2 separate regions of the Homo sapiens genome follow, and region 2 is linked to region 1. Evidence: chromatin contacts called from ENCODE Hi-C or POLR2A ChIA-PET data. All regions are on one chromosome and are shown on one strand. The core of a region is the stretch at or near the end of the contact, and the rest is flanking DNA. Distances in the headings are between cores, read along the strand shown. Region 1 overlaps FAM227A (family with sequence similarity 227 member A). Region 2 overlaps SUN2 (Sad1 and UNC84 domain containing 2).

The links. Hi-C counts contacts between places; a loop is a spot of excess contacts on that map. ChIA-PET counts read pairs that join two places held with the same protein, here RNA polymerase II (POLR2A). Pooled maps may share reads with other maps.
Region 2: a loop to region 1 is called in a pooled map, with 2.7 times the contacts of the local background. The contact joins two enhancer-like sites. A Hi-C loop is called at or near these places in 1 of 50 pooled maps. POLR2A ChIA-PET finds 5 or more read pairs at or near these places in 3 of 52 experiments (OCI-LY7, activated T-cell and naive thymus-derived CD8-positive, alpha-beta T cell).

Annotation. Positions count from the first base shown.
Region 1 is chr22:38,611,711-38,616,885 of GRCh38, reverse strand. The region is part of intron 11 of FAM227A (family with sequence similarity 227 member A); the gene reads left to right. Among named protein-coding and RNA genes, the nearest start is that of FAM227A, 42 kb to the left of the region's middle. Within about 2 kb of position 1,951, at least 2 of the 41 ENCODE cell types and tissues checked have a DNase peak (open chromatin) inside an H3K27ac peak, as active enhancers do.
Region 2 is chr22:38,750,015-38,755,566 of GRCh38, reverse strand. It overlaps SUN2 (Sad1 and UNC84 domain containing 2), which reads left to right. Exons shown (of 18, transcript NM_015374.3): 2 at 2,902-3,060; 3 at 4,194-4,357; 4 at 4,532-4,669; 5 at 5,247-5,342. The coding sequence starts at 2,939. Among named protein-coding and RNA genes, the nearest start is that of SUN2, 3.2 kb to the left of the region's middle. RefSeq lists a silencer at 1-195 and enhancers at 686-755, 3,374-3,423. Within about 2 kb of position 4,091, at least 24 of the 41 ENCODE cell types and tissues checked have a DNase peak (open chromatin) inside an H3K27ac peak, as active enhancers do.

The sequences.
Region 1 (5,175 bases), core at 702-3,201:
CTCCCAGGTCAGTCCCCAGCCTGTGTTCTGAACCTTGGCCCTCAGCTTCCCAAGTAGAGATGCCCTTAGCGCCCCTCTTTCCTGCATCTTCATTTCCTCCCATTCTGTGGGGTCATTCCCATCACTGAACAGCCGTGCTTTCATCATCTCTTATCTTGACTCCACATCCCCATCTTTTGCTCCCTTTCACTCCAGAACTTATTATTTTTTTTTTTTTTTGAGATGGAGTTTCGCTCCTGTAGCCCAGGCTGGAGTGCAATGGCATGATCTTGGCTCACTGCAACCTCCACCTCCCAGGTTCAAGCGATTCTTCTGCCTCAGCCTCCCGAGTAGGTGGGATTACAGGCTTGCACCACCATGCCCAGCTAATTTTTTTTGTATTTTTAGTAGAGACGGGGTTTCACCATGTTGGCCAGGCTAGCCTCGAACTCCTGATCTCAGGCAATCCACCTGCCTCAGCCTCCCAAAGTGCTGGGATTACAGGCATGAGCCACATCCAGCCCAGAACTTCTTGAAAGATGCCTCTGTACCCCCATCTCTGCCTGGCTACTCCTGTCAGGTTCCTGCCCCCGGCAGCCACTGCAGCTGCTCTTGCCAACAGCGCGGGGACCCCACTGGCTTGGACTGAGTCACTCCTCTAACCTGTTTGGTGTGGTTGGCCACTCCCATCTTCTTGAGACGCTTTGTTCTCTTGGCTTCTTTGTTGCCAAACTTTTGACAGTGTTTTCCTTCCTCACTGGCTGACCCCTCTCCATCTTCTCTGCCAGCTCCCTGTCCTGTCAGTCTACTCTTTCCCAAGCCCCCTTCCTTACTGTATCTACATATTCTCCCTGGGTGGCCTCATTTGGTCTGGTAGCTTCAAATACCGCCCATACGCCAGTGACCCACCTTCGCCCTGGCCTCTCCCGGAACTCGTACTTGTCTATCCACCAGCCTTCTCAGCCACACCAGGAGGATTTGAGGAACCTCAATCCAGGTGAGGAAAGCACCTGACTCCTAACCCTCAGTGTCCTCTCTTGCCTGGCTGACTGCAGCAGCTGCCACCTGGGCTCCTTTCTTTTACTTGTAGCACCAACCCAGCCTCCACATAGTGACCAGAGTAACCTTTTACAGATATACATCAGATGGGGTTATTCCCTGCTTAAAACCTCCAATAACTTCTTCATTGCATTTGGAATAAAATCCAGTCTCGCTCACCTGACTTGCAGTGCCGTACAGAATCAGGCCCCCCCACTGCAGGTGCCTGGCACCCATGCCCTCCCACAGCACCAGGCACTGGACTTCCTTCTGCCTCTTGGACGTGCCAGGTCTATGCCTGGTTGGGCCTTTGCACTCGCTGTCCTCTTTGCCTGGAATCTGCTTTCCTCAGGGATCCAGAGGGGAAATCTGGTTCCTCCTTGTCCCTCAGATGCCAGGTTCACTGTCATTGCCCTAGAGAAGCTGTCCCTGACTGCCAGCCTCTGTCTTCCCATAACCTATCTCAATCTCTGTACAGTACTTATCTTCCTGTTGGGTTGATGTGTTGTTTAGAGTTTGTCTCCCTCTCTTAGAAGGTAAACTCTGTCCGGGCGCGATGGCTCAAGCCTGTAATCTTCAGCACTTTGGGAGGCCCAGGCAGGCGAATCACTTGAGGTCAGGAGTTCAAGACCAGTCTGGCCAACATGGTGAAACCCCATCTCTACTAAAAATACATAAATTAGTTGGGCGTGGCAGTGCGTGCCTATAATCCCAGCTACGGGGAGGCTGAGGCAGGATAATTGCTTGAACCAGGGGGCGGAGGTTGCAGTGAACCAAGATCGTGCCACTGCACTCCAGCCTGGGTAACATTTATTGCTGTTCTATCTCTTTTACCTCCTAGAACAGACCTAACACAAAGAAGACACTTAACAAATATTTCTGGACTTCGTGAATGAGGTCATCTATGTAAACTCTTGGCCCTGTGCTTAGCATATGACTGTGCTCTGTAAACGTCAGTTCCCAAAAAGTGCAGATGACATAGGTGCTGCAGAGGGACAGCCATCACCCAGAGACCAAGACCAAAATATTATTCAGTGTTTGGGTACTGCCTGTCACAATGGCTTGAAACAAGCGTGTGTTCTTTGTACTGAAATACATAAACTCTTCTGACAGTTATTTCAGGAACCTAGTTAAGAGATTCCATTTACTGCCCCCAAAATAGAAATAATCAAAAACTCTGGAACCTTGAGCACAGCTGAAGTTTTAATGGGCAAACCAGGATAGAGGGAGTAATTGGGTTTTGTGGTGGGGATAGAGCCTCTCTCATCAAGAGCAGACACGTTTTCCCATCTGCTCAATGAAAGAGCTGGCTGTGTTCAAAATATGCATTTCAATGGCAGTAGTCTGTCTGAGAGTCCACAATTCAGGGGAATGAGTTGCAATTACTTTCCATCTCTGGTCTCCTGTCTGCCCTTCTCTTGTTTAAGTGTTAGGGATTTGCACAGTGGAAATGCAAAAGTATCTAACCACAGAGCTGGCTTCTGCTATGAGACCCAGCTATAAATTAGGACACCCACCTATTAGAGACTGAGTCATTTGTTCATTTAATAAATATTTTTAAAGATAAAAAGTTTTAGGAAATGGAATCTGAGGGAGAAAATGATAGGGAGAGAGAAAACCAGGGAGATGAAAAGAGCAGCAGGCAGGATATTCTCTCCTGCGTCTCTTTGCACAGTAGCTCAACTCTGTGTCCCCCTTTCCCAGCTCCCCAGGTCCTAAACCTGGAGAAGTAGTATATAGTTGAGAGACCAGACTATCAAATTAGGCATGGACTAGAATCCTAGCTCTTAACCTGGCCAACATGGTGAAACCCTGTCTCTACTACAAACACAAAAATTAGATGGGCGTGGTGCCATGCACCTGTGGTCCCAGCTACTTGGGGGACTGAGGCATCTCTTGAACCCAGGAGGCAGAGGTTGCAGTGAGCTGAGATCGCACCCCTGCACTCCAGCCTGGGCAGTAGAGCGAGACCCTGTCTCAAAAAAAAGAATTCTAGCTCTCAGATGAGTCATTTCATCTCACTGAACCTCAGTTTTCTTATCAGTAAAATAGGTACCTAGAGAAATCAGTCACAATGTGGGCGTTAAATATGATCTTACATGCAAGCACTCAGCAAACAGCATAGCACAGAGTAAGAACTCAATAAACATTAGCTCTTAATCATATTATACAAGGGTGGTACCTAGAGAAACACAGCTGGAGATTAGGAAAAATGATGTCTTTGAGCCAGGAAGGCATACATTTCAGGGACTCCCAACATCCGTGAAACCCAGTTGTACACACCTTCCCCGTTATATATGTCAGGTGCAAACACATAGTATTAGGATCCTGAGCTTTGTCTCTGGGAAGATGATGAGATAGCTAGAAACTGCATTGTCAGGGTCCAAGGACATCCCTGGGCTGGGACCTTGGACCTAGATCCTTGCAGGGGGGAAAACAAACAAATTATATATATCATATATATTATAAATATATATTATATAATATATGTTATATATTATATATGATATATATTATATAATATATGTTATATATTATATATGATATATATTATATGTTATATATTATATATGATATATATTATATATGATATATAATATATGTTATAATATATGTTATATATTATATATTATATATATAATATATATACAGCATAGATATATATAATATAATATATATATATTATATATAATATATATACAGCATAGATATATAATATATAATATATATATTATATATATAATTATATATAATATATATATAATTATATATAATATATATATATAATTATATATAATATATTTACATATATATAATATATATATAAAAATATATTTCTTTGTAGAATTTTTGTAGTGCCAAAAAAAGACAGTGAAAGAAGGCCTCTGTAAGGAGGAATCATCACCAAAGTTCTCAGTTGCAAACTGTAGAATCCACTCTAGCTATTAAGCAGAAAGAAATGTATTAAAGGTGCACAGCTACCCTGGAAGAGTCTCCGTGTTAGCTTCAGAGGCCATGCTGCCAAGAATGATGGCCAAACCATACTGCCTCTGCCAAGGTGTGCTACTGTGTGCCAGTGTGACTGAGGACTGGATGTTAAAAGTTCTACTCTACTCCTTGAAAAACCAGTTGCTCCTGTCAACAGTCTCTCCAAAAACTGGAGTCCGCATACTTCCCATTTCCTCCCCATTGCTCATTTCCATCTTGAAATCTCAGGCAGGGGTGGTGCATCTGCAGGTAGAGCCTAGGTGAAATGTCTGCACCCCAGCTGCAACTTAAGTCTCTTACCTTGGGGATGGGTTTCACATATGTGGAGAAGAAAAAGCACACATGTAACAAGTAATGACCCCAGAAGATACCATTTGAGCTGAGAACCAAGAGATGAGGAGTCAGCCATTGGAAGAGTAAATGGCAGAACCTTCCAGGAAGAAGGGACAGCATGTGCAAAGGCCCTGAGGCGAAAAAAAAGAGCTCGAGTGTTCAGGAAACAGAGAAGGCCAATACTGTACCCCAGAGAGTGAGAAGAGAAGCACAAGCGAAGGCTGGGATGTTGGCAGGGCTGGATGCTGCAGAGTTGTAAGCATCATAGAAAGGAATATGAATATGGATATAATTGAAGTGCCATGATAATTCATTACATTAGGGATGACATGATGTGATTTATATTTTTTAAAGATCACACTGTCTTTTGAATATGGAGGATGTATTGGAGGGGCACAGAAGACCAGCTGGGAGGCTTCCGTATTTGTCTAAATGACAAATATGGAAGGTGGCAAGAAGCAGACAGACCTGACGCATTGGGAGATGGATCTTTCAACACTTGCTAGTGGGTTGGCTTTGGGAGTGGGGAGGAGAAGTGGGGGAAGAAAGGACGGAGTTGAAGGTTGCTTCCCAGGTGTGCGGCTTCAGCATCTGAATGGTGCCATTTACTGAGATGGACAGCGTAGGGTTTGGGTTAGTGGAAAGCTATCAAGAGTTCAACTTTGAACTTGTTAACTTTAAGATGCCTATGAAAAGTGCAAATGAAGATAGATGCCAAGTGGGTAAATATACAAGACTGGACTTTGGAGGAGAGACCTGGCTTACAGAGAGAACAATTTCTACCCAAGCCAAAATATGGGAACTAGGAGTGCACGACTACAGTGGAACCACGGGCAA
Region 2 (5,552 bases), core at 2,842-5,341, 140 kb before region 1:
GCGCCACTGGTCAGCCGGGAGGGCGGTGTCTGCGGGCGGGACTTCCCGGGCAGCCTCCCGGGAGGAGGAGGGCAAAGGCCGACTGCCCCAACCCGGCCCCGGGCAGCGCCTACGGGTTTTGTGCCAGACAGGCCGTTTCCAGGGACAGGCAGTTCCCAGCCTCTGCCTGTCAGAACTCAGGGCCTCAGAGGAAGGCCCGTTTTGTTCAGTTCTAAAACAAAACAAAACAAAGCAATGGGGGGCGCGGTGTGACTTAGAGAGCCAGGAGGCGCGCCTTTGGTGACAATTTCTGCAGGTTTGGCCTGTGGGAATGAGGGCAGAGGGAGTTAGCACCGGGCGTTTGGCAGGTCCCACAAGGGCGTGTGGCCTGGCTGTGCCCAGGGAGTGGAAATGTCACGAGGAAGATGCCCCAGATCTGGTTTAAGTCTGAAGATGGATGGAGATGTTTGTGATGGGGAAGGGCGGAATTGAGAAAGGAAGTCGCCCAGCTGAGAAGTGGGGAAGGATGCTTTCCGATGAGCGTTTCCTAACTGATTGTTAGGGAGGAGGTGGGGCGGGGGTGGTGTCTATTATGATTCGCAGTAGTAGATTTCAGCTCCCAGAGGCTCACTTCTTGTTTTGGAGAATGGGGCCTCGACCTTTTTCATCTTGTGAAACCCAGACTCAATGGTAAACTGTTTTGTGATGCCAGGATGCCGCAGGAAAGACTGAGAGGCATCTCTGGGAGTTCTGGGAGGGCGGAGGCGGGTGCTGACAGTTTTCAGCACTCCCCGCTCAACCTCCATCAGAATATTTAGTTCTTCCCAGCGGCAGCTTGGGTATGGTATAAACATGTTGCCTTGTTTCTGCCCTGGGCAAAGGTGTCACCTCCTTCAGCAGGACAGAGGCTAAGAGGAGTCCCTGTGTGGGCAGCTGGAGCCTTCAGGTAGGGACCGTACGGGCGGGGCAGGGAGGGGGGAGGGGAGATTACCTTATAAGGACAGGAATAGAGACAAGGACCCAGGCCAACTTCCTGCTTTTCCTACTACCAATCGGTCCCTTTTCCAACACCAGCTAAAAGTAGAGGGGATGCCAGATGGGCGTCTGACCTGGGAAGATGCCAACAAGGCCAGGACATGAGGCTGCTTGTTTTTCAGAGGAGGACTTTCTAGCTGGACTAACCAGACCTTCGGGTTTCTGCAGCCTGGGTTGGGAAGTGGACTTCTATACTCACCACACAACCCAGAGAACTGGTCATTTAAGTATCAACCAGGAATATTAGAAGTGATCAAAAGTCACAAGCAAGTGCTAGGAATTCCCAAGTGACTTTGTTGTACGGGCCAGCAGAGGCACTAACGTTGAGACTCCCCATGTTGGCAGTCGGGGACTTTGAATTCGGGTGTCTAGACCTGAGTGGTTCATTAATCTTCCTCATGTCACAGAATGCTACCTCTTGCCAGATCTTTGCACTTTGGCTTCCTTTGTCCTCATTATCAGTTCCAGAGCCTTGATTTCTGCCCCACATGGTGACCGGAACTGACTGTAATTCATGCTGCCCTCCTCCTCCCTATTTTGTTAGTTTGCTAACAAATATTTGTTGTGTAACAAGTTTGTATACAGCCTTGTTTTGCGCATGTGTGAGGCTAAAAAAGATTCTAGCTGAGGACACACAACTAGAATCTTCAATACATTCCTGAAACAACTGGAAAACTTTATGCCTGAGTAGAAAGACCCAGGCCCTACAGCCTGTCAGAGCTGAGCCCAAACCCTGGCTTTGGCACTTACAGGCTGGGGACTGTGGACAAGTTACCCATTGCCTCAGTGTCCAGGTTCTTCCCTTGTAGATGGGAGTAATGATACCTACCTTGCTTCTAATAATATAAATGAGGTATACAAGGAGCCCGGTCCCAGCAGACACTTACCATTTTATCATCATCTTACCAAGATGTGGCAGCACAGTGTGCACCGTGGGGACAGACAGTGCAAGCGCCATCAGGACGTAGGTGGGAGCCTGGCCAACTTGGTGAAACCCTGTCTCTATTATTAAAAGAAAAGAAAAGAAAAATCCTTTTGGCTGAGCGTGGTGGCTCATGCCTGTAATCCCAGCACTTTGGGAAGCCGAGGTGGACAGATCACCTGAGGTCAGGAGTTCGAGACCAGCCTGGCCAACATGGCGAAACCCCGTCTCTATTAAAAATACAAAAATTAGCCAGTCCCGGTGGCGCACACCTGTAATCCCAGCTACTTGGGAGGCTGAGGCAGGAGAATCGCATGAACCTGGGAGGTAGAGGTTGCAGTGAGCCAAGATTGCACCACTGCACTTCAGCCTGGGAGGCAGCGCGAGACTCCATCTCAAAAAAAAAAAAAAAAAAAAAAAGAACATAGGTGGGGTCTACATGGGAAAGGTTTTCCATCAAGGTTCGTTGGGGCCCTCGATGAACGAGCACATGTCAGCAAAGGGACACAGCTAGAGCGAGACTGGGAGAAGTCTCTAGGGAGAAGGCAGGTGGGGTGGCTGGACCACCGGGCGTGCAGGCAGTGACCAGAAGCACCAGAGTCTCTGCTACTTGTCAGAGGTCGAGGAAGACCCAATTCTGGCTTGTGCGGAGCTCAGCACCATGAAGGATAAAGACAAGGAAACTGAGAATTGGGAAGCCTGTGGAAAGCGCCCTGGAAGAGGCTCCAGAGTCACGAAGTGAGCCCCAGGCCGGGCGTGACTCCAGCCGCTGCACAGTGCAGGGGTGCTTCACAGATCCCTGCCTTGCCCCCCATCAGGGCTGTTTAGACTGAACGCCGGGGGCCGGGGGCCGGGGGGGTGGTCTGTTCTCGGCTGTGAGGCGATGCCTCTGTCCCACCTCCTCTAGAGAGGAGCTGGGGACAGCCCCAGGCCTCACATCCAGTCCTCCTCCTCTCTCTCCTTAGATTCTCTTCAGGGGAAGAGTCCACATCCCACCTCATCATGTCCCGAAGAAGCCAGCGCCTCACGCGCTACTCCCAGGGTGACGATGACGGCAGCAGCAGCAGCGGAGGGAGCTCGGTGGCTGGGAGTCAGAGCACCCTGTTTAAAGACAGTCCTCTCAGGTAGGGACCCAAGGGAGTGCCACGGCCCCTGACAGCCCCACAAGCTTTTGGTCACTGCCCGCACGCCCTGTGGTCCAGCCATCCCCCTGCCTTCTTGTTGCAACCTTGGGTGGAAATCGAAGGACGTGGGCCCCCGTCCGGTCGAGGGGGTCCTTCCTTGCTCCATGTGTATGAGCACACAGCACCCATTCTTCTCCCACCGACTGTGAGCCGGGGCTGCTGCCCTCATGCTTAGAAAACAGGAAGTGGTAGGTCGGGCGCGGTGGCTCACGCCTGTAATGCCAGCTCTTTGGGAGGCCAAGGGAGGTGGATCACCTGACCCTGACCAACATAGTGAAACTCCGTCTCTACTAAAAATACAAAAATTAGCCCGGCATGGTGGCAGGCAGCTGTAATCCCAGCTACTCAGGAGGCTGAGGCAGGAGAATCGCTTGAACCTGGCAGGCAGAGGTTGCAGTGAGCGAGATCATGGCATTGCACTCCAGCCTGGGTTGACAAGAGTGAAACTCCATCTCAATCTCAAAAAGAAAAAAAGGAAAGAAAGAAAACAGGAAGTGGAGAGAGGCAGCTTCAACCATAAGCCAGGCCGGAAACCCCAAAACTGCAGGCTGGGCTCACAGGAACCCCCCCTGCTCTGGACGGGCGTGTCAGCCTTACCATCCTTCCTGGCCCCACGCCTGCATGTCTCACCACCTGTCCGGCCTCAGCAGCTGGCCAGCGACATGGCTGAGAACAGGCGCAGTCCTCAGGCCACTGGGAAATGGGCTGTGGCAGCAGCTGCCTGGTCGTCCTGCCCGGCTCACAGGCATGGGGCCCAGAAGACAGGCCCTGAGGCTTTGGCTAGCTCTGAGGCCAGGTCAGGTCTGTCTGGTTTCAGTGGGTTGTAAAGTTTGAATGTGGCTCCATCCCTAGCTGCCGCTGCCCGTCTTGCCCATCTGCTGGTGAGATTCAGAGAGAACAGGAGAGGACGTGCCAGCATTGGGAGAGTCAGGGGAATGGCAGCTGCGAGTTGCCTAGCAACAAGGGAACCCACACCCTGCACTAGGCAGGGCCGCAGGCTGTGGCTTTCCTTCATGCTCCTGGCTGGGCTCACCTCCCTGCTCCCTACCTCTGCCCTCATGGTTGTCCCACAGGACCTTGAAGAGGAAATCCAGCAACATGAAGCGCCTGTCCCCAGCGCCACAGCTGGGCCCGTCCTCTGATGCACACACCTCCTACTACAGTGAGTCGCTGGTCCACGAGTCCTGGTTCCCACCCAGGAGCTCCCTGGAGGAACTGCATGGTGACGCCAACTGGGGTGAGTGTGGAGCCCTCCGTCCCGGGGCTTTGCTTCCTCGGCCTCCCGCGAGATACTCCTCACAGTGTCCCCTGCAGTCCCCGGGATTCCCTCCTCAGAGCACCTCTCTGCCCAGACCCCACTTTTCAGAAGCTCTTGGAGGCCCAGAAGAGCCCCTGGTTCTTCCCTGCACAGGTGAGGACCTGCGGGTGCGGAGGAGGAGAGGCACGGGTGGCTCAGAGAGCAGCAGGGCCAGCGGGCTTGTGGGGCGCAAGGCCACCGAGGACTTCCTGGGCTCTTCCTCGGGCTACTCCTCTGAGGACGACTACGTGGGTAGGCGATGCTTCCTCCCTCCTGAGCAGATCCGAGGCTGCTGGGAGGCCTCAGGAAGGCTGGGCAGGGAGCCCCGGGGAGCTGGAGAGAGGGCAGCATGTGGCAGGCACAGCGCCCCTCCCATGCCCGGCCCTGGGTGCGCCCCAGCCTGGCCTGCGGTGGCCCCTGGTGCCCTGGGCTGTGACTGCCCTTCACTTGTCTGTCCTCCCCACCCCACGAGTCTATGGCAACCTAAGGCCAACATCCTTGCATTCAGGCCCATTCCAGCACTTTCCTGTGGGGCTCACACATGGTGGGTGCTCAGTCATTCTGAGTGGTGTGCATGTCAGACCCCAGCACCTAGTTCTGAACAGCAGCTTGAGGGGTGGCTGGTGAGGAGAGGGATGCAAACAGGAAGCTGTCAGAAGAAACAGAATGTCAAAGAGCTCCCATTTCATTCCTTACTGCACACCGGGCCTGTGTGGGGCTGTGGGGATGTGAAGGAGGGTGGGTGACTTGTGGTCTTGGCTCACAGAAGACAGTGAAGGAAGAGGCTCGAAAGTGACAGAGACTGAGCCAGTGTCCTCGTTCCCCGCAGGCTACTCGGATGTGGACCAGCAGAGTTCCAGCTCGCGGCTCCGAAGCGCCGTCTCACGGGCGGGCTCCTTACTCTGGATGGTGGCCACTTCGCCAGGTGGGCTGCAACCCGTGCCCAGTTACTTCCATTCTTGGTGATAGTGCTTTCTTACCCATCTCTCTGCAGTTGGGCATCCTGCCCATGCAGAGAGACTGTAGGACCATTGGGGAAAGGTCATTCTAGAATAATCACTGGGAGCCCAGAGCTGTGGGGACCCCCTTGCGTGGAAGGGAAGGAGTAGCTGCAGAGCAGGACAGAGGGTGTGGG